Linked DNA regions of Mus musculus: region 1 is linked to region 2. Evidence: chromatin loops called from intact Hi-C (ENCODE). Cell type or tissue: left cerebral cortex. All regions are shown on one strand. Each heading gives the region's core, and the rest is flanking DNA. Links, peaks and the distances in the headings are about the cores only. Region 1 holds the start of Ftx (Ftx transcript, Xist regulator (non-protein coding)). Region 2 overlaps Ftx (Ftx transcript, Xist regulator (non-protein coding)).

Region 1 (11,656 bases), core at 1,498-9,497, 59 kb after region 2:
GGGAGACCCCCCCAACTCCCCCCCCACCCCGCTCCGAGTCCCGGCCTTACCCCGGTGCGTCACTTCCTTCTCTGCCACCCGCGCTAGCGCGCGAGGCGCGGGAAAAGAAGCTTCCTTCAGGCGGCGGACGCGGCGGGCGGAGGGCGGGGGGGGGGGGGGGGCGGCGGGCGACGGGCGACGTGCTGGCTCAGCCCGCGTACTACCTGACACTACATTTCCCGAGAGGCCGTAGACGCGATGTCACCCGGAAATGGATCCTAGCCCTTACACGCGCGTGTGAGGCGAGCCGGCTGGAGCCAACAAAATGGTTGAGCACCCCACAAGGGATCTTTAGGGCCAGAGTTTGCTAAAAGAGCAAATTTCCGGTTTAAACCAGAATCAGATGAGCACAGCATTTATGATGTGAAGACCTTTAAGATCAAGCTTTGTCCTTGCGTCCACAGGAAGATGGAAGTCAGTCCTAGAGACTTCAGCAGCCCCACCCCCAGAACCTCAAAAGGAGCGCGCGCGGGGGGGGGGGGGGGGGCGGGGGAGGGATGCCAGAGAACAAAGCGTTACTTTCACGTGGTCAGTACTGACCCTCCGAATTCCATCTTCCGGGAAGGGCCTTTAAACTTGAAAAGATCCAGAATAACTAGTGGCAGCATCTGACATGTATTTCCTGACTAAATTTGTATATTTTAATGTAGACAAGTTGAGGATAATGTTTAAGCATTTTGAAAGATCAGCAGTGCCTAGTATTGCACACCCATAGTTCTGCACGACTTTTTAAAAAATGCTCCTAACCCTGAGCATCCATCAGTAAAAGATGTATCATCTAGATTTTTGCACGACTTTTAAAGCAATGGCTCTCTGCTTTTATTGATTTTTACTAACTTTCCCTATCGTGGTTTAATGGTAAAACATTGTCAATAAAGGCAGTTCTCAGGAATGATGGGTTTTTCCGCTTTGGGATTTTTTTTGTTGTTTTGAGGGGGGGTACTTCTTAATTGCTTGACCTCCTTTCTTCACTTTCCGGTGCTCTAGTTGTATGTTTTAAAAGCATTTCACCAGTTCTTTACAACATTCTCTCTCTCCCGGCAGCTCTAAGTAGTGAATATTGAAGATATAAGCAAGTGTGACTGAACTCAAACTGGAACATTAAACACCACAGGCCTTACTGTCAAGTGTAGAGTCCTCCCTTCAAAAACAAAAATCTGGTAATGATTCTGGACAACTTGCCTGAAACAGCAAATCTTTTGTAGTAAATTTGTTATTCAGAAACAAACAAAAAACGTTCCATGGTTGTTCCATAGGGTTTTTTGTTTTGTTTTGTTTTGTTTTGGAAGGTGGGTTTTTTAAATTGTTTTTATGAGACAAGATTTTGCTGTGTAGCCAACTCACAGCAATCCTCTGGCCTCGTTCTCTAGAGAGTGCTAGGATTATATAGGCATGCGCCACCATGCTTGGTTTTAACACTTTTTCTTTTAAGGAAGGGGTTTTCATGCACTTCAGGTTAGACTTGAATTAGGTAGCTAAGCACGGTCCTTATGTTTTCTTCCCGAGTGATGGGATTGCAAACATGCGTACCATAGCTGATTTTATGCTGTGCTGGGGATCAAACCGATAGCTTTGTTCAGACTAGGCAAGTAAGTGCTCTACCAATTGAGCTAGCTGTCTTCCCACCCTTCACATTTGAAGTAAGACGGCCTAGGGTTTTTATTATCATTGTTGAATTTATTTATGTGCATATAGGCAGGTGCACATGGAGATGAGAATTTCAGGAGTTGGCTCTAATCCAACCCTGTGGATCTGGGTTTGAACTCAAGTGGTCAGGCTTTAGCTACTGAGCTAAAAGCTCTAGGCTGGTTCCAACAAATGACAATAATATATACAATAATATATACTGGCAGTATATACACTGAAACCCGGGTTTGGGGACCTACATTACCTATGAGCTCATTATTTCATTTTAAAACAAGAACAGGAACTAGTGGTATACATTTGTAATGAAGGAGGAAGGCGTGGAGATCAGCAGTTTATATCATCCTGATGCCAGCCCAGTATATGTAAGACCCGGTCTCCAAACAAAATACATACATTGTTTTTCAAAATAATTTTTACATATCATTCTTTTGCATATTAAGTGAGAAAAAAATTAAGTACTTAAATGACTAGGTGCAAAGAATGACATAATTTTCTGGAAAGCAATTACGACCAATATTCATTGCAATCTTTAATGAGTAGTTCTATTTCTGGACCTTGATGAAGAAAGAGAAAAACAACAACAACAACAACAACAACAAATCAGGGCAAACAGTAGGCCAAGAAGCCTGCCACACATGCCTAGTGACCAACCCGAGTTCAGTTCCTGAAACCCACATAATGACATAAGACACCAACCTCAAAGTTGACATCTGACCGCCACACAACATGGCACATATGCCCCTATCCCTGGAATAATAATAAGTTTTTTTTTTTTAAAAAGAAACAGAGGTATGCCCCAGTACAGGGGAATACCAGGGCCAAAAAGGGGGAGTGGGTGGGCAGGGGAGTGGGGGTGGGTGGATATGGGGGACTTTTGGTATAGCATTGGAAATGTAAATGAGTTAAATACCTAATAAAAAATGGAAAAAAAAAAAAAAAAAGAAACAGAGGGCTGGTGAGATGGCTCAGTGGGTAAGAGCACCGACTGCTCTTCCGAAGGTCTTGAGTTCAAATCCCAGCAACCACATGGTGGCTCACAACCATTTATAATGAGATCTGATGCCTTCTTCTGGTACGTCTGAAGACAACTACAGTGTACTTATGTATAATAATAAATAAATCTTTTAAAAAAGAAACAAAAATCGAATAAAAACAAAAAGATTTTGATTAAATAATTTACTAAAAAACTGCATAAAATACTTAACACATATGAAACCATTGAATGACAAATGTGGAAATATACACATAATGTTAAACAGAAAATATAACATGAACTATATCAACTATACAGAAGAACACAAAAAGAGAGAAAACTAGTGAACAATCTAGTTAACACTGTCTCTGGGTGATATTAGCTTTTTCCTCTGAATGGTTATCCACAGACAAAGCCACAGTGAGTATTTAGTGTGTTTGGAGACCTATTCAAATGTGAAGAATGGAAGAAAAAAAAATCTGACCACATGGTATCAAATCTATATTTCCCCAAGATTTAAAAAGATGGGATGTCAAATAATAATAACATCGTTATTTATCCATGTTATAGAAATCTGCGCAGTAGAATATTAAGGGGCAATAAGCAGTAAAAGTTAACATTTCAACAGATATTAAGATATGAAATATTAGATGAATAAAAATAAAATTGAAAAACATACAAAGAAAAATTTTAATTTCACCAATTAAAAACAAGGAAAAGCCGGGCAGTAGTGGCACACGCCTTTAATCCCAGCACTTGGTAGGCAGAGGCAGGCAAATTTATGAGTTCGAGTCCAGCCTGGTCAACAGAGTTCCAGGACAGCCAGGGATATACAGAGAAACCCTTCCTCAACACCTCCCCCACCCCCCAAAAAAGGAAAAACCGTGCTGTTTCTTTTTTATACAATTTATCTAAAGCCTCAGGCAGACCTTCTGAGTAAACACTGGTACAATCTTTTGGGGAAGAATTTGACAATTATTTGATCAAGCGATAAAATGTTCATACCATTTGATATAACAATTCCATGTAAATGAATCTAACTAAATAATTTTAACTAATATTTTTCTTATATTACCAACAAAAGTCAATCTTTATGAGTTAACATAAGACGTTATCAATAAAAGGTTTTCCAAAACGAATCTGTCTGAAGCAAGTGTGATTGCCTTGGACCTACTAATCAAGCAAAAACAAGAGTGTGTCCATGGAGGAGCTAGAGAAAGTAGCCAAGGAGCTAAAGGGATCTGCAACCCTATAGGTGCAACAACATTATGAACTAACCAGTACCCCGGAGCTCTTGACTCTAGCTGCATATGTATCAAAAGATGGCCTAGTCGGCCATCACTGGAAAGAGAGGCCCATTGGACACGCAAACTTTATATGCCCCAGTACAGGGGAACGCCAGGGCCAAAAAAATGGGGATGGGTGGGTAGGGAAGTGGGGGGGAGGGTATGGGGGACTTTTGGGATAGCATTGGAAATGTAATTGAGGAAAATATGTAATAAAAAATATTAAAAAAAAAGAGTGTGTCCAGCATCTTGCAGTCGGCCATTTTATACCCTCTGCAGAACAAAAAATACAGAAGACAACTGAACATTAAGGAGAGCCACCCCCACGGGTTCCACAGCAACAATGCACTGTTCTCTTCCATTTGGGTAACCAAATACTATGCACTGGGGTAAAAAACAGACAACTGTCTCTTTTCTTAATGCTTTCCTTAAGGTTTATGGTTTCAGACAAAAATTGAAAGAACTCTTAACTGTGTCCCTTCAATATAAGGGATAAGGCATGTCTAAGAACACAGAATTATGCAGCAATAAAACCTGGAGAAATACCTTGCCCATCCAATGGGCTATAAAACCTTAGACAAATTAATGTGTTCTCAAAGTTCTCATTTTTAATAAAATGAGTAATAGTTTATCTAGTCCATAGGATTGTGGGGGCTACGAAATAAGTTAATGTTAGCGCATTATGTAAAACCTTTATGCTGGTCTCTTGTGATAGTAAGTACTATAGACCTGTATATGAATTAGTTGATAAACGGGCCCAGAGAATGAAACTGTAACAGCAAAAGATTGGCAGAATAGAAAAGACATTTTAAACTTCTGTACCCTTTCCTATATCTAAATGCTAAATTACTAGTTTTAAGCAATTAACTACTATAGATTTTCACTAGCAATCCTCAAAGGCACAACAGTTCTGCAGCCAAAGAAAAGCAAACAACCAACCTCCAATCTCCCACTTCTACCTCAGACCAAATGATGCAGAAAGTTCCACAGAAGAGAAAGGTGTGTGTGTTTGGGGTGGAGGGGAAGACGTAAGCCCCGGGACACTTTCCTATCACCACTGCCTTTACTTTTCAGGGTAATGACAATGACATGACTCTGCATATCAGAGTTTCAGGAGGTGGTTTGCTCAGATCTTAGGTTTCAACCAATGTAGAAGCACTTAGAAACACAGTGAAATCCTCTGCCCTATGTTCTGTAGGGGAGAAAAACCCAAGGGTTTTTAACGCACTTCGCTGTGGTCACAACGTTCTGCTACTCTGGTGATATGAGTCTGCGGAGAGCCAAGCTCGGCCAGGATCTTTTGCATAGGCTTTGTCTGAATGTGGTTGGACTAGAAGCGCAACATGCTGCGGAAGCAATCTTTCGCAGCCTCACTATTGCCTCTGTATTTTAAAATCCCATTATCAGACTGACCAGGGAGAGACTAAGATTCTGGAATGATTTTTTCTTTTCCAGTGGGTTTGGTCACACCCTCCACTCAGACTAATCTCTTCAACAACTAGAATGGTAGAACTGCCTCTCTAAGTGTACTCCCAGACTAAAATGGCGATTTGAGCGAAGGACAACTTACCGAACCCCTCGCTATTTCGCAATCATAATTACCAGAACGTTCCGCGTCTCCCTCCCTCCCTCCCAGCCAAGCCACTGGCAACACGCACGCGCAGTTCTCGATACCTAGTGTTAAACGGCCAACATGCTCCCTCTTACGCATGCGCACTTTCATTCCCGCGCAGAGGCCTTCTGCTTGCAGTGAGCATGCGTGATTTCACCTTCTCTCCTCTCTGCCCCACCCTCGCCTAAGGGGCCACGATCTCCCGTGCCAGCAGAGTCCTACCCATCATGTCACGCTTTCTCAAGGGTACTTGAGCGCCACCACCTGGTGATATGGTTCCTCTTTTGGCATCCACGCAAAGCGCGCCTATCTTTACTATTCTCCCTTCTCGTGTATGATTATATATATAATATATATACGTATATGTGTATATATATATATTATATATATTATATATATAATCTCTGTGGCCACTGCGTTCTGCTACTCTGGTGAGATAACTCTGTGAAGAATATATATACATATATGCGCATATATATGTATATATATTCATGCCGGGTGCATCTGCACGTGTTTCTCGCCAAAGTTATGCCCCAGTGTCTAAACCATATCATTAACAACAATCCTTAACAGGATTAACTGTGATAAACTAAGTTACACATGGAATTAAAAAAACGTCGTAGGCGATAAAGCATATCCCAAACCCAGATGGAATCCGTCAGCAGCCTAAGGGAGAGGCTACTTGGTAGACGGATTCCTTAATACAGTTAAAAACCCTCCAACCTAAAACCACTGAATCAGAGTCCGGCGTGGTGATTTACGCCTGTAATCCCAGTTTAAGCAGGAGAACGGCCGCGAGTTCGAGGCCTGCTGCTGTCAGTCTCAAACTACATTCACTCACCCCCAAGGAAAACAAAAAGCGGATGAAGCCTAATCCTAAAGACTCATCCATTTGATTCACCCTTAACAAATGAAGAACTCGAAAGTTTTTTTTGTTTTGTTTTAAATAGATGTCAAACAAAACAGTGATGCTCAGGTGCCTTAAACCTGCTTAGAGAAGTCTAAAAATCTTTCATAATATTAAGTAATGCGCAACATCCTTTTGGAGGGCTGGGGATTCGTACTGGCCTCCAGTTCTCCCTCCCCTCAAAGGAGAAAATGCACAAATTAAGGATCTCCCTGACACAAGTTCCCTCCTCCGCCCTCCATGTTACATTTTCGTCCTTCGTCGTTCCTTTACCTCCTGCTGAAGCGAGTGTCGCAGTTAAAATTCTTACGGCAGGCAGTGCCTAGAGGGTGGAGGGAGCGGCGGCATAGAGAGCCGTGCCTGGGTGGCAGCAGCGATGACTTAACGGCGATGAACACCAGGTACGAAACCTGCTATACTTGCGGCCGCGGCGCGGATGCCACGAACCCACAGCCTCTCCAGGAGCGCTGCGCTGTGCTGCAACGCATGCGCCGCGCTCCTCCCTCTCCTCAGAGCGCCCCTCTACAACTTACAGCAGCCCACTGAGTCCAGTACTCAGGTCCCTAGCCCACACTTCTTTTCCTACCTCTGCTCATACCGGCGTCCACCACCCATCCTTTCCTCAGCCCCTTTTCTAATCAATAAGTCCCCATCCTTTTTAATTTACCATCACATCTCACTACTGTTATTATTCCCTTTCTGGCTCACCCTACAATTCTTGACCTTCTCTGCTTCTCTGGAGCTCTGCTAGGCCCCCTCATATTTCCTGATGTACCCAATATTCCAAGTGTTTCGAAAACAAACAAACTAACAAACCAACCAACCAACCACTGGCATGGTGATAAGTGCCTGTAATTCCAGCGATTTATAGACAACCTCACCTCCATGACAAATTCTAGGTCAGCTTGGACCACAAAAGATCCTGAAGGAAAAAAAAATAGCCTCCACCGATCCGGGGGGTTGGGGGAATGGAAATATACGTATGTAGATTTAATTGTGGGCCCAAGTTACAAAGCCTGAAGAAAAAGTCTTTTTCTAATACCTGGAACCAGAACTCTTGGGGCAGGCTATTTTCACTCTCAGCATGTTGTTTCCTGTGGAGAATCTTGAGTTTTAAGGGTCTCCTTAAGATCCACTCCCCCTTCTTATTCAGCCCTGGATCTTGAGAGATCATCCGACTGGCTCCTGCCTGTCTATCTATCATTGCATTGAATTGTGAATTTTCATGTAGAGCATCAAAGCACCAGAACCATACAAGTAAAAAAGAGTGGGGGAGGGGAGGAGGAAGACAAAGAAGAAAAAAGGAGGAGGAAGAAGGGAAGGAGGTCGAGGAGGAGGAGGAGGAGGAGAAAAGGAAAAGCAGTCCCATGCCTGCATCTGAAACAATATCATGAGCAGAATAGAAGTAGAAGGCAGGGCCATTGGATATATTGCGACACCTAATGGACATATAGGTAACATGCATAAAAAACCCCTCTGATGTTTCAGCTTTAGTAAGACATCCCCACTTTGACAATTCCCTCCCTGGTTTCTGAAAGAGCTTTTTCTTTGAGGGGGAAGGGAGTGTGATGGAAAAGCTCTTTTCAGCCCAATTTGAGCAATGAAAGAAGCCTTTAAGCTAAGTTTACCTGGAGTTCACTACAAAAGTGTTAGCTCACATCTCGAACAAAGTTGTACTCATGCAGAATTAACAGGCTGTACTTACAAGCTCCAAACTAGGTCTGGAGAGATGGCTCAGACGTCAAAAGCACTGACTGCTCTTCCAGAGGTCCTGAGTTCAATTCCCAGCAACCACTTGGTGACTCACAACCATCTGTAAAGGACTCTGATGCATTCTTCTGGTGTGTGTCTGAAGACAGTTCAGTGTACTTATATAAGTAAAAGTAAATAGATCTTTAAAAACAAAAAACAAAATAAAGTTCAAACAATTTTTCTTGTAAAACAAGCTTAGTTCCATCTGAAGATTCCATGTAAGAGAGTTTTTCTTGATTGCCACCAGGGGAAACAACATATTTGTTCATCTGACAAACTGTAAACATAAATAGAAATGTTAGAAATCATCTCTAAATTTCCAAGATATCTCTTTCCTAGAATTTAATTTCTCTGATATTTTTAATTATAAGAGATAGGAACAATTGTAGTTTAGGGTTTGAGGATGTGGCTCAGTTGGGAGAGTATTTTCCTGGACATAGCTCTGGCTTCAGATGCCCAGTACTACTTAAACACACCTGTAATGTCAGCATTCAAGAAATAGAGAGAATGATCAAATACAAGGTCATCTTCAGCTACATAGAAAGTTCAAGGCAAACCTGGGATATATAACACCCTGACCATAGAAAGACAGAGAAACAGAGACAGAGAGAGACAGAGAGAGAGAGAGAGACTGGAGAGATGGCTCAGCACTTAAGAGTACTGATTGCTCTTCCAGAGGTCCTGAGTTCAATTTCCAGCAACCACATGGTGGCTCACAACCCCATCTGTAATGAGATCTGACACCCTCTACTAGTGTGTCTGAAGACAGTTACAGTGTACTTATATATAATAGATAAATAAATCTAAGAAAGAAAGAAAAAGACAGACATAGACAGGAAGAAAGAAAGAAAGAAAGAAAGAAAGAAAGAAAGAAAGAAAGAAAGAAAGAAAGAAAGAAAGAAAGAAAGAAAGGAAGAAAGGAAGGAAGGAAGGAAGGAAGGAAGGAAGGAAGGAAGAAAGAAAGAAAGAAAGAAAGAAAGAAAGAAAGAAAGAAAGAAAGAAAGAAAGAAAGAAAGACAGACAGACACAAAAAACAGCTTTGGGGCAGGGGATATAGCACCTAAGTTCAGTGGTTTTGTGTTTGTGATCCTGTAATCCCAGCACTTGGGAAATGAGGCCGAAGGATCAATGATATTTTTTTTCTGAGACAGGGTTTCACTGTATAGCCCTGGCTGTCCTGGGACTCAGACTCACTCAGTAGACCAGGCTGGCCTCGAACTCAGAAATCTGCCTGCCTCTACCTACCAAGTGCTGGGATTAAAGGCATGCGCCATCACTGCCTGGCAGGATCAATGATTTGAAGTCAACTTAGGCTGCATAGTAAATTTCATGCCAGCCTGAGCTATAGAATGAAATCCTATTTCAAAAAAAAAAAAAAAAAAAAAGGAAGCAATGTGCAGTGCCTTCAATCCCAGCACTCAGGAGGCAGAGGCACATGATCTCTGTGAGTTTAGGCCAGCCTGGTCTACAGAGTGAGTTCCAGGATAGCCAGGGCTACACAATAAGACTCTGTCTCACTGGGCGGTGGTGGCGCACCCCTTTAATCCCAGCACTTGGGAGGCAGAGACAGGCGGATTTCTGAGTTCAAGGCCAGCCTGGTCTACAAAGTGAGTTCCAGGACAGCCAGAGCTAACACAGAGAAACCCTGTCTGGAAAAGCAAAAAAACAAAAAATACAAAAAAAAAAAAAAAATACTACAAAAAAAAACCCAAATAAACAAAAAGACTAAGCATTAAAAAACGACAACTTTAGAGTACAAATTACTAACAGCTAGGCTTGCCTGATAAACTTGAAAATAGTCAGGATATAAAACAGAGATGAACCTATTCATGTTTTTTGTTGTTGTTGTTGAGAGAAGACAAATGTCAGCAGTAGAGAGCTGCATGACATGTAAGACCTACATGACATGTAAGATTGGACCTGCCTAATGACTTAGCCTGAGAAGAGTGGAAGGAGTTTGTTGAGTTAGTTATAAAAATTATTCTCTGTGCTCTATCAGCACACCAGATGGCCGTAAACTTTTCTGATAATTAACAAGCGTTTGTTCTTTTGACTTGGTTATTGTCTCCTATTCAAAGGAATTGATTATAGCACTTGGAACCATTAATTTACCAAAAAAGTCCCAAAGAAACCTATTTGCTAGAAAGAAAGAAAGCCAAGCCAAGGAGGCCCCGAGGAGAATGCCTGGGATCCCCGGCTGGCAGAGGACTGAGCCTAAGACAAGTAGATTCAACGAGCTTTAGGTTCATTGAGTGGCACTGTTTGAAAAAAATAAAAAGAATGAAGTGAAAAGATGTTGTTTTGACATCTAAAGTCAAAGTCTGGCCTCTGCACACAGCATACACAGACACATACATAGACACAGACACAGACACACACACACGCACACACATCCACACATGAATACACGTAACCACACACACACACACACACACACACACACACACCTGTATGCACATATATACACACAAATTATAATTTAAATAAATTTGCTGGGGTTAGGGATGTAGCTCAGTGATAAAACATTTGTTTATCATACACAAGGTCTTGCATTTGATCCCCTTCACCAGAAAGAAAGAAAGAAAGAAAGAAAGAAAGAAAGAAAGAAAGAAAGAAAGAAAGAAAGAAAGAAAGAGCGAGAGAGAGCGAGAGAGAGGGAGAGAGAGAGAGGAAAGAAGGAAGGAAGGAAGGAAGGAAGGAAGGAAGGAAGGAAGGAAGGAAGGAAGGAAGGAAGGAAGGAAGGATAATTTCTTAAAAGTATATACTGGGGCTGGAGAGATGGTTTAGTGGGTAAGAGCACTGACTGTACTTCCGAAGGTCCTGAGTTCAAATCCCAGCAACCACATGGTGGCTCACAACCATCCATAATGAGATCTGATGTCCTCTTCTGGGGTGTCTGAAGACAGCTAGAGTGTACTTACCTATAATAAAGAAATAAATTTTAAAAAGTATATACTGAAAACCTTAAAAAGTTGGAAACAAAACTTTTATGCTTTTCTTTTTTCTTTTTTTCTTTTTTATTAGATATTTCCCCAGGAAATATGATTTTCTCCCAGGAAATATGATTCCCCCCCGAAACACTCTATCCCATCCCTCCTCCTCCTGTTTCTTTCTATGAGGGTGCTCCTCCACCCATTCACCCACTCCCACCTCCCTGCCCTAGCATTCCGCTACACTGGGGCATCCAGCCTTCACAGGACCAAGGGCCTCTTCTCCCATTGATGCCCAACAAGGCCATCCTCTGCTACATATGGAGCTAGAGACATGGGTCCCTCCACGTGGACTCCTTGGTTGGTGATTTAGTCCCTGGGAGCCGTGGGGAGTCTGGTTGGTTCATATTGCTGTTCTTCCTATGGGGTTCCAACCCCTTCAGCTTCTTCAGTCCTTTCTCTAACTCCTCCACTGGGGACCCTATGCTTAGTCCAGTGATTGGCTGCAAG
Region 2 (11,656 bases), core at 2,199-10,198:
AAACACCCCACATTCCTCAGTAACCTTTCGAAATTGCTTTGTTTGCCAGGAAAAGCCATTACCCTCTTATCTGCTCCTTCCTCACTGCAACCTCCGGAATTCAGTCAAACCGCTAGCAGTTTTAAGCCCTGCACTAGTTCCAGGCTCTTCCAGCTAATCTTCTCTACTCTCAAAACCCTGGCAACAGCCAGTTTCCTTCTCCCCCACTTTAGGCCAGGAGAGTCCCCCAGCTGCTTTTTGCTATTCTCAGCCTTTTATCTACAACAAAATAATTCCCTCTAAGCATGGAATGGCATTGTTCATGTTTTTGTTTTTGATTTCACTGTGTCCTTTGCACACAGTTGTTTTCTTCAATGTTGCTGTCAACCCTAATGCTTCCAGCAAATGGGCTCAAGGGCAGTGAGTAGAGTTGGCCACCCTGCTTGGCTGTATTTATTCTTTGATTATTCACCACTATCCCATTCCTTTTTGTCTTCCCCCTTTTAGTTTCCATTTTAAACTTGCTTTGTCCTTCCTCCCTCTCTCTGCTTAAACATCCGTGGACAGGAAAGAAGGAGTGGGGGTGGCTGGACTTGTCACTCTGGGGCCTGTTTGGGTTTGGGCAGAAAGAAGAAATGATTAGTCATAAGAATCTGTCCAGCTGGGCACCGAGGTGTATGCCTTTAATCCCAGCACAAGACATCTGGGATTAACTCAGGATCTCAGGTCCACCCTGGTCTACATAGTGCGTTCTAGGATGATATCGGTTACACAGAAAAACCCTAATTTGAAAAACCTAAAGTATAAACTTTTGTTGGTTCTGCCTAAGCAAGGGATAATCTAGACAAAGGGCCTGGGTTACTTACTTGGCAGTCGCTTTTTCCTATTAGGTGGGAAAGAACTGCCACCATCCATGCCCATCCCAGAAAGCAAAGTGGGTGAGAGACTTCAATGAACACTATGGGGCTTTGCCTTGGAGCTGAGCCATCCTGGCATGAGACTCAGCCACAGGGCTAGAATGTGCCACAAGTCACAGAGGGAGACTGTAAACCTGCCGCAGCATCAGTCACAGCTTGCCTGTGGGCAGGCCATGCTAGGATTTAGGCCACCTCTTCGGCAGCCATTTCCTTTATTCTTTTAAACTGTGAAGATAGGAAGGTAGTAACGTCAGGAATTTCTTGTGCATGCCCTGCTTCTAAGAAAGTCTTCAGTTTGGGGGTGGGAAGGAAAGGTACCTTGTTTTAGGTGCTTAAAACTCATCAGCTACAAGGGAACAAAATAAATGAAATTCCACAGTGGAATAAAAGACTAATGGCTAGGTTCCCTCAGCTGCCATATACCTTTTCTTTCTTTCTTTCTTTCTTTCTTTCTTTCTTTCTTTTTTTTTTTTCTTTTTTTAGTTTTACGAGACAGGGTTTCTCTGTGTAGCCCTGGCTGTCCTGGAACTTACTCTGTAGACCAGGCTGGCCTCGAACTCAGAAATCTGCCTGCCTCTGCCTCTTGAGTGCTAGGATTAAAGGTGTGCGCCACCACTGCCTGGGTCTCCATATACCTTTTCAAACTTCATTGTAATATTAGGAGGATACTGCAGAGAAACATCCCATTTGTTTTTGGCATTTTTTAGTTGGACCATGATAACTTCTAAGGTGCAGTGGCTTTATCATGGCCTGCAAGGCCGGACTAGCTCTTGGCTTCCTGGTTATCACCGCAGCAGTGGTGAAGATGAGGGACAACAGGCAGAGGCTGAGCATGCTCTCTACCATGTGTAGAGGGTAGCCATGGCAAGGCCCGATAGCCTGGTAAATCATATTCATGCTTGGGTGGCTTCCCAATTCGAGCCTCATATGTTCACTTTTAGATTCCTACACGAGGAAACAGATACACAGTACGGTATCTTAGCATTTTAAGTGTGAGGTTAATAAATAATACTTATAAAGGCTTATAAACAATACTTTAGGGGCAGGCAGTGTAGCTTAGTAGAAACAGTGCTTGCTTACCAGGCATGACCCCTGGGTTTGATCCCAAGTATGGTATGAACCATGTGTGGTAATTCTAGTATCAATAAGGACGAGGCAGGATTAGAAACTTAAGGTCAGGGCTGGCAAGATGGTTTAGTGGGTGTTTCAATTAGGGTTTCTTTTTTTTTTTTTTTTTTTTTTTTTTTTTTGGTTTTTCGAGACAGGGTTTCTCTGTATAGCCCTGGCTGTCCTGGAACTCACTCTGTAGACCAGGCTGGCCTCGAACTCAGAAATCCGCCTGCCTCTGCCTCCCGAGTGCTGGGATTAAAGGCGTGCGCCACCACGCCCGGCTCAATTAGGGTTTCTAATAATGTAAGAAAATACCATGACCAAAACCAAATTGAGGATGAATGGCTTGATTTCATTTTACACTTCGAGAAAACAGTCATTATCATACCATATAGTCCTACCTGACTAGCATAGCACCACTCATTAGGTCCTTCCACATCAATCAATAAACAAGAAAATGTCTCATAGTCTTGCCTACAAGCTCATGTTATAGAACTATTATAGATAGAACTATTATAGATAGAACTATTATAGATATGTCTGTTTGTATATTCCCAAGATATCTCTTAAAATAAGCGAACTGTGGCTCCTGAAAATTAAAAAAGAAAGAGGCACATATTTCTATTCCAAAAGGGAAGAACAAAGAATCAAAGCAAGAAAACAAACATTTCAGCAATGCCAAACATGCGATGCTTGATGTGTACAACCCTCTGGGAGCCGCAGGGCCTCATCCACATTTCTGGCTCTACCCTTTGCAGCAAACACATCTTGTCTCCTAGGTCAAACCTCTACCCCATGGCTTCTGCTGTCCTGTCATATCACAGCTTAGAAGTTTGGGGCCAGCTTGTCCCTAACAGTCACCCATTCACAAACAAAACAAAACAAAACAAAACACACACCTAAAAAGTCAACAAATGAACAGAATAAATTCTAAATAAGGAATACACCTTTTTTTTTGAGGCAAATACTCATGTAGGATAGATTGGCTTCAAAATAGCTATGTAGACAAGAATTATCTTGAATTTCTCTTCTGGCATTCTTGTGTATACCTCTCCGGAGTTCGGAAATTACAGGTGTGTCCCACCACTATCAATTTTATGGGGTTCTGGTTATACGGAGTGGTTATTTTACGCAATGATGCAGATTGAATCTCAGGCATCATATATACTAGAAAAAAGACTACAAACTGAGCAACATAGCTAAGACTGGATCATGATTCCACTCTTTGATACCATTTATGGCAATTTTGTGTCTACTTAATGGACATTGGTACTATATTTACTTCTAAAATTATTATTGGGCAAAGACATATTTTCACTCTTTCTTCCTTTTATTAATCTTGTATCTGTTGACTTTCCTGTGATTCTGATCTCACAAAACTTCTAGAACATTGATTGGACTTCCTAAAGTCCTTTGATATTGTGCTAAAAGTGCTAAAGGAAACTGTAGTCAAGTTTCTTCGTATTTCCTTTTTCATTGTCAGATGCCTTATATAAACCTCACATTAAGCAGTTGTTTCCCAAATCTTCTGGTGATTAATGTTCAGAAAACATCTGGAAGCCAGGCGGTGGTGGCACACGCCTTTAATCCCAGCACTCGGGCAGAGGCAGGTGGATTTCTAAGTTTGAGGTCAGCCTGGTCTACAGAGTGAGTTCCAGGACAGCCAGGGCTACACAGAGAAACCCTGTCTCGAAAAACAAACAAAACAAAACAAAAAAAACAAAAAAAAAAAAAAAAAAAAAAGAAGAAGAAGAAGAAGAAAAAGAAAAAAAGAGAGGACTACATTTAAGTTTTGGCTAAATGGATTACGCATTAGTGAAGGAATACGTGTTCTGACTGCACTGAGCTGGTAGCTGGGAACATTGAAGAACATCAGCTATGAAATCTTTGTGGCTTTGACAGAGATTGAAGCTAAGGTAGCTCTAGAAAATGATGGTCAGTTCTAATTCACTGGTATCAAAAAATATTTCAACTCTTACAACCTCATGGGTAGGATGGAACGTGTATTGCTTTTCTTGGTCTGATACTTCAAGTTCAGTTCTATGTCACACCTGACACTGATCCCTGTACCTAATTGGTAGAAAAAGAGCAGACCCCTACAAGCTCTTCTCTAATCCTGTCATGTATTCTATGCTGTGTCCCCAATCTCATAATAAATGAAAACATGGCAAAAAAAAATTAACCAAAGAATAAGACAGCATGATATTTAGGGGGGAAAAATTACAAAAAACCAGAAAACAAAAATTCCACAAACCAAACCCCAAATCAATAGCATTCCTCACAGGACAGGAAGAAACCATCATAATACTCGTGAGGAAGTAAAGTCAGTCTGTTAAAGAGACATCTGGCTGGGAGGTGTTAGTGCAGACCTTTAATCTCAGCGCAAAAGTAGGCAGATCTCTGTGAGATCAAGGCCAGTCTGATGCTTAAATTCCAGGGCAGCCAAGGACACACAGTGAAACCCTGTCTCAAAAAACAAACAAACACATAAACAAACCACCAGCATTCTCTTCTTCATTATAGGATCATCACAGTAATGAAAAACAAACAAACAAAAAAACCTCTTTTGGGACTGGAGACATGACTTAGCAGTTAAAATCAATAGTGGTTACTCTTCAGAAGATCAAGTTTAGAACACAGGGTCCCCAATGGAGGAGCTAGAGCAAGTACCCAAGGAGCTGAAGGGGTCTGCAACCCTATAGGTGGAATAACATTATGAACTAACCAGTACCCCAGAGCTTGTGTCTCTAGTTGCATATGTAGAAGATGGCCTAGTCGGCCATCATTGGGAAGAGAGGCTCCTTGGTCTTGCAAACTTTATATGCCCCAGTACAGGGAACACCGGGGCCAAGTAGTGGGAGTGGGTAGGTAGGGGAGTGAGGGGGGGGGGTAATGGGGGACTTTTCAGATAGCATTTTAAATGTAAGTGAAGAAATTTAAATTTAAAAAAGAAGAAGATCAAGTTTAATTCTCAGCACCATGTGACAACTCACAACCATCTGTAATTCAAGTTCTAGAGAATGTGATGGACTCCTTTGGTACCAGTACTGTACACAATACAATAAATGCATGCAAAAGAAAACCAAACAAACCTAGTGTGTGGTGGTTCGTGTCTACATTTCAGCATTTGGGAGATGAGTACAGAAATATTACACACTTAGGCTTATCCTCACATAAAGATAGCAAGTTCAAATACATCAAAACAAACAAACAAATGACCATACCAAACAAACAGACAAACAAACAAACGAGCAGGGAAAAACAAATCTTAAGAATAAAATAAATGCTGTTGGGCAGTGGAGGGATATAATCCCAGAACATGGGAGGCAGAGGCAGTGAGATATTTGAGAGTTTGAGGCCAGCCTAGTCTACAGAGAGTTCCAGTATAGCCGTGGAGAAACCCTGGTTTGAAAAATGAACAAGAATAACAACAAAAGCTACAGATCAAAAATATTGCAACAAAATGAAAATTGCCTTTCCTAAGCTTATTAGCAGACTGAACCAAGCCAAAGAATCCCTGACAGTGATAATATATTAGAAACTTTCTAAGAGATAAATTTCAGCGAGATAGTTTAGCAGGTAACAGCACTTGCTGCTTAATAATGTGGATCAGAGTTTAGATTCTGCTACCTGTATCAGGTGGCTGACAAATGCTTGTACCTCCTTCGTCAAGGAGTTGAAGTCCTTTTCTAGTTTCCTTGGGTACATGCACGCGCGCATGCACGCGCACACACACACAGGGTGGGGGGAAGAGAGAGAGAGAGAGAAGAACATCATATAACTGGGACAACTAGAGAATATACACATGTATAATGAGATCACTAGAGAGGACTGAAAAAAAAAAGGAAATATTTGAGTAAGCCGGGCAGTGGTGGCACATGACTTTAATTCCAGCACTTGGGAGGCAGAGGCAGGCGGATTTCTGAGTTCAAGGACAGCCTGATCTACCGGGTGAGTTACAGGACAGCCAGAGCTATACAGAGAAACCCTGTCTCAAAAAAAAAAAAGAAAAGAAAAGAAAAGAAAAGAAGGAAGGAAGGAAGAAAGAAAGAAAGAAAGAAAGAAAGATTTGAAACACAAGGGCCTAAGATAATCGCTCAATTCATATCAGAACCAGGAGCCTAGAGAACCTGGCATGGTTTAAAAAAGATTCAAAATACAAAATGAAGTAGTAAATAAAAACATTCATCATATTCAAATTACAGAAGGCCAAAGAAAAATCTTGAAAGAATCTTGGCTGGGGCTAGAGGACAGCTACAGAGGAGCTTCGCCTTAGCAAGCATTTCAGCAAAGACAACACGGAGAGGGATGCTAAGTGCTCAAAGGTGAGAAGAAGTGACAGGAGCAAGCTGACGGGTGTAGTAGTGAGCTAGCCTTTATCCATCCTTCACAGAACAACTTAACAACCACACATTCTAAAAGCAAGTTGTGTTTATAGAGAGGAGTGCAATACCAAGGACCTGTACACAGGATTCCTGTGTAGCCTTGGCTGTCCTGGAACTCACTGTGAAGACCAGGCTGGCCTTGAGCTCGGAGAGATCCTCCTGCCTCTGTCTCCTGAGTGCTAGGATTAAAGGTGAGCTACCATGTAATGCATGGCTTTGCATCTGCACAGACATTTATATGGAGCAGAGAAGCAGTTTCACTTTCCTGACACCGTCAAGTTCCTCACACTGGTGCAACTGGATAGAGAGAAATTCTGGGGGCTTGATATGTGTCCTAGGAGGAATGAAGAATCAAAGCATTCACCAATCATCTCCAGCCCTTTGAGGTAGTGCCTGATGAACATTCTTCAATGACACTTCACTCCCAGTGTTAGGAGTATAATGGATGATGAAAGCCAGATCATGAGGACAATGAAGAGCACAGGGGAGGAATGGGGCTCTCAGCAGCCAAGGCTGTACTAAGCCAGGAGTGCACACTGTTTAGCTGACAGTCAAGGAAGGCATAGAGAGTGCATATCTTCAGCTGATCCAAATTTATCTCACTGAACAGCAGCTGACATGGTCTCCCAGGAGACCATGAAGATCTAAGTGTTAGTACTGAGCTCAGCAAAGAGAGCAATTTTCAGTCTACAGTGCAAGGCTTGGCAGTCAGCCAGGCTTTCAGCGACTGGCAAGGCTCTCCCAAAGGCTCTGCAGTGTTGCTCTCTGCAGATGGTGTGAAGCTGCACAGTGGGCAACTGTCTTAGCGGCATGGTTCAGGCAGCAGGAGGCCACACACGATTCTGACACTGTGCCATCTGGAGGAAGAGAATGAGAGAAACTTGCGTCATCATCTTTTCATCGCAGTGCAGCGACCTGGCACAAAACACCTAGAAAGGGAATGTGCGATTGGCAAATGACAAGATTACATTTTCCCACAGTGGAAAGGCGTGAAGGACATGGACACACACACACACACACACACAACACACAGGCAAAGCTTGACACATTTCAGAAAATCTTTAAAATTTTCTGTTTTCTGTGTTTGCATATGTTAGTGTAATATGCATGTGCACCACATTTGTATAGGTGAATGTAAAAGTCAAAAGCTGCATCAAGTTACTTGACTGTGGAGTTACAGATGGTTGGGAGCCATCTTGTGGGTCCATTACAGCTCCTATTCCTAGAAATCGTTTTTTAAGGCTTTTAATTCTTTTTTCCTGCGCCAAAAAATATCTGTAAAGATTGCAAGAGGAGGCTCCTTCTCCAAATGGACAGTTGCCCATGCAGGGCTACAAGAACAAAGTCAGGAAAAACATGAAACTATCAGTCACAAAATAAACTCCCAGAACCCTTAGAATATGCAGGTTTGTGCATTACCTGTGAAGAATTCAGAATAGCCATCTTTAAAAAGCTCAGCCAGCTGCAGGAAGACAGAGAAAATAATGAAATCAAGAAAACAATACTTGACTCTATGATGGGGAGCCCCCACCCAGATGATCAGTCAGACACAGTTCATAGCCAATAGAATGTCTTTATATCAAGTTGGCTGGCAGCACACGTAGGAATTTGGATTTTGAGTGAATGTTCACAGCACAGGGTTTCCGAAGGCAACGTCCACATCATAGCCCCTTGCTATGCAGCAAGGGGGGTTCACAGAAGCAATTAATTAATGGAACCTAAAACAAACATTTTCCCTACAGTAAGTTAACAGAGGGAAAATTAGCTAGGGCATCTAGAGCGTGCCTTGTCATAAATCAAATGAAAAGTTCAAAAATCAGAACAGCAAATGAATTATGACAATGTTAACTCAACAGGAAACCTTCAACAGTACGCTTGGTCATTTGACTTGAAGTTCAGTTGAAATTATACCGTCAGAGAAGAAAGAAGAACAAGAAAACAAAACCTAACAACAACAAAAAACCTGGAATATGAATGTAGCTCTGTGGAGACCAGGGAAGGCCTTAAGTGAAGTTCCAAGTTCATGTGCACTGCTGGCACTGAAGGTTGCCACCAAAACAGCAGATCAATGACCACAGCCTCAGACCCATGGAGAAATGACAGAGCCTTCTCCTTAGGGACACTTCCAGCGTGTGGAGAAAATGTGGACCTCTACAGAGAATGCTCCTATTGAGATTACGAAAATGCAGCCTGGGAGTCCACAATATATTTGGACTGTCAGAACATAGAACCCGAAGCTACCAAATGACGTTGCTATGACTATAGTGGAACATGTTTCCTTAGTGTATTCTGGGGCATCTTTTGGATATATGCCCAGTAGCTGGGACTTCAGGTGGAACTATTTTCACTTTTCTGAGGAACCACCAGACAGATTTTCCAGAGTGGCTGCACAAATTTACAATCTCACCAGCAACGGAGCAGTGTTCCCCTTTCTCCACATCCTCAACAGCATGTACTGTCACTCGAGTTTTTGATCTTAGCCATTCTGATTTGCATTTCTGTGGTGACTAAGCATGTTGAACATTTAAGTTCTCAGCCATCTGGGCTTTCTCTCTCATTAAAAAAATAACTTTTATCTGCATTTATTTTGTGCTGAATTTATTCCTATGAATTTCTGCTTTTCAGTGAGGATTTTCTCATTGTGGCAGGGCAATCTCATGCATTGGTGAATCTGCAATGAACTCTGTAAGGTTGTCTGAGCATCTTAGGAGCTTTGTTCACAGGCTGTGTTCAATGACTAGAGAATCCACACCTAGACCCTTATGTCCAGCATTAATATCTGCATTTTTAAGCATGTACACCAGGGTGGAGAGATTCTGGGGGCAGGGAGTTCTTGGGACCCTAAGACAGGACATGTGTTAGAAGTTTACGTTCAAGTGAGCTACATAGTGAATTTCAGGGTAGCCCAGGGTTAAAAACCAATAACAACAACAACAACTAAAACAGAGAGAAACAACGAGAAACAAGTGAATCTTAGAAAAAAATAAAAGTAAAGTTTTATTGACAATTATATTAAATATAACTATTTGAGGGTATATATATGCTGAAGATGTGGGAATCAAAAAAGATACTTGATATAAATGGTAAATACAAGCAAGGAGATATGCTAAGTCATATCTTCTAAGAAGAAGCCAATCAGGATGTAGTAAATGCCTGTGCTCCCAAGAAGATGTAAGCACACAAAGCAAGTAGATGTCACTTTCAACAGTGCATAGGGCAGAGGCAGGAAATTAGCAAGGAAATACCGAAAGAAAAAATGCAAGTGCAAATGAACTGAAAGCATCCAGAACATTCCATCACTAAAACAACATACACCTTATCAAGCACATACAAAAATTGCTGCAGCTCGAATTCAAGGCCACCCACAGCCACGACAAATTTAGAAAGATTGAAATAATTTAAAGTAATACCTCTGACCTTAAAGTGATGAAATAAGAAATCATAACAGGAAGGTGTTTGGAAATTTTACAAATACAAGGAAATGACACAACATACCCCTGAACAATCAGTGGGTCACAGAAGCAATCAAAAGGGAAGCAAAAACTATCTGGAGACAAATCAAAATGTAAACACAACACATTTCAGGCTTTGAAACAAAGGGAAGGGGATTCTAAAAGGGAAGCTTATAGCAATAAACTACAACATCAAAAAAGAATGCTAAAGCAAACTGTATACCTCATGGAATTGGACAAAGGAACAAATTATGTCCAAATCTACTAGTTAATGGGAAATAATAAATGTAGAACATAAATACATTATTTCCCTTTGACCACCAAAATTGTTTTTTCACCTATGACTGAAATTTGCAATTCTCGGGGTACACACCCACACCCACACCACAGAGACACAGACAAACACACTCACACACCCAAAGTTTTTAAGAACAGGTGACATATATTCAAGGCTTCAACTGGCTATGAACTTGAGAACGACTCTGAACTGCTATTCTTTCTAGTGTTCTTCTCAGAGTGCTGGGGATACAGGTTTGTACAATGATGACACATCATTGAATGCTAGACAACCACTCATCCAGGGTATGTCTTCCAAATGAAGAAAAGCTCAGGACCACATAATACTCACTGCTGAATTCTACCATATAACAGAAAGGACTTCATCCAAGCACATTCTGTGAATATGCAAAATATTTTGTCCTTGATTAACATAAATCCTCAATAAAATACTTGCAAACTAAATTCAAGAACACAATGAAAAGACAACAGAGCATAGTAAACTGGTTTCATTTAAAAGATGGTTTCATAATACAAAAAAATGAAATATTTTACATACACAGAATCAAGGTCAGAAATCACATGATCATCTTAATAGATGCTGACAATGCTTTAAGAAGAATATTATCTGAGTATAAGTGCTATACTCAATGCAGAGACAACACAATGATGAATGGTGTCTACCTGAAACTTTTCTCAGCAATGAGGAATGACATAGGGCTGCCCCGCCCTCATATTATTTAGTCAATATAGTTTTGAATTCTTAGCTACAGAAATGAGGCACAAACCATTGCCACCTGCAGCTTCTCTGTAAGTAATATTAAACATTCATGCTTGCCCTCTTGCTCTCTCTCCTAGTGCTCATGGACGGCCTCTACTTCTTCCCCACCCCCCGTCCCCCGTCTCTCACTCTGCCTTTCTTTGTCTCTACAGCCTCAACTCCCTTCCCATGTTGTAAATAAACTGTCTCTCACTCTGCCTTTCTTTGTCTCTACAGCCTCAACTCCCTTCCCATGTTGTAAATAAACTCTATTCTATACTAAAAAAAATTCCATGCATAAGAGATTTATAAATATTAAACAAGTATAAATAAATGTAACCAAGATCTCAGAAATGAAAACTGTGAAGCAGATTAATACACTAGACACTGCCCAACACTAAACATAGAATAAGTCATATTAATTGATGTGATCTACAAATTAAGTGCAAATTTGAATGATATTCATCAGATAACTAGCGTAAAATATTGCAATTCGTATGCAAAGAGCCAAAGCAATCCTCAGACCAACGAATAACACCAACATCACACTTCAGACTACACTGCATAGACACCTAACATGGATGTCGCAGAAAACCTCCTTTTAAAAACTATTAGCATGATTGGTAGTGTTTTATGCACATAGATGTTCTACCTGCATGTCTCTGTGTCTCTATACCATGTATGCGCATATTCCATGCAGAAGGCAAAATAGGGTGCTGGGAATCCAACCAAAGGCTCCTGAGCCATCGCTCCAGCCACTTACCTGAATAAGTTTAT

The links. Hi-C counts contacts between places; a loop is a spot of excess contacts. Peaks named below come from ENCODE experiments on the same cell type or tissue, not always from the same donor. Only the 100,000 strongest peaks of a DNase experiment are listed, where the experiment ranks them.
Region 1: a loop joins it to region 2, with 6 times the contacts of the local background. A loop is called at or near these places in 5 of 42 quality-filtered maps.

What each region holds. Positions count from the first base shown.
Region 1 is chrX:103,616,810-103,628,465 of GRCm38, forward strand. It overlaps Ftx (Ftx transcript, Xist regulator (non-protein coding)), which reads right to left and starts at 6,945. Exons shown (of 11, transcript NR_028381.1): 1 at 6,738-6,945. In left cerebral cortex, for the core only: CTCF peaks have their summits at 5,820 (motif pointing left) and 7,909; DNase peaks (open chromatin) are centred at 5,709, 6,336, 6,826 and 7,904; H3K4me3 peaks cover 2,503 bases; H3K27ac peaks cover 2,147 bases.
Region 2 is chrX:103,556,720-103,568,375 of GRCm38, forward strand. Ftx (Ftx transcript, Xist regulator (non-protein coding)) reads right to left here. Exons shown (of 11, transcript NR_028381.1): 10 at 7,811-7,853; 11 at 4,191-7,248. Among named protein-coding and RNA genes, the nearest start is that of Mir421, 10 kb to the right of the region's middle. In left cerebral cortex, for the core only: no CTCF peak of the experiment used is centred there; DNase peaks (open chromatin) are centred at 7,142, 8,827 and 9,597; H3K27ac peaks cover 3,139 bases.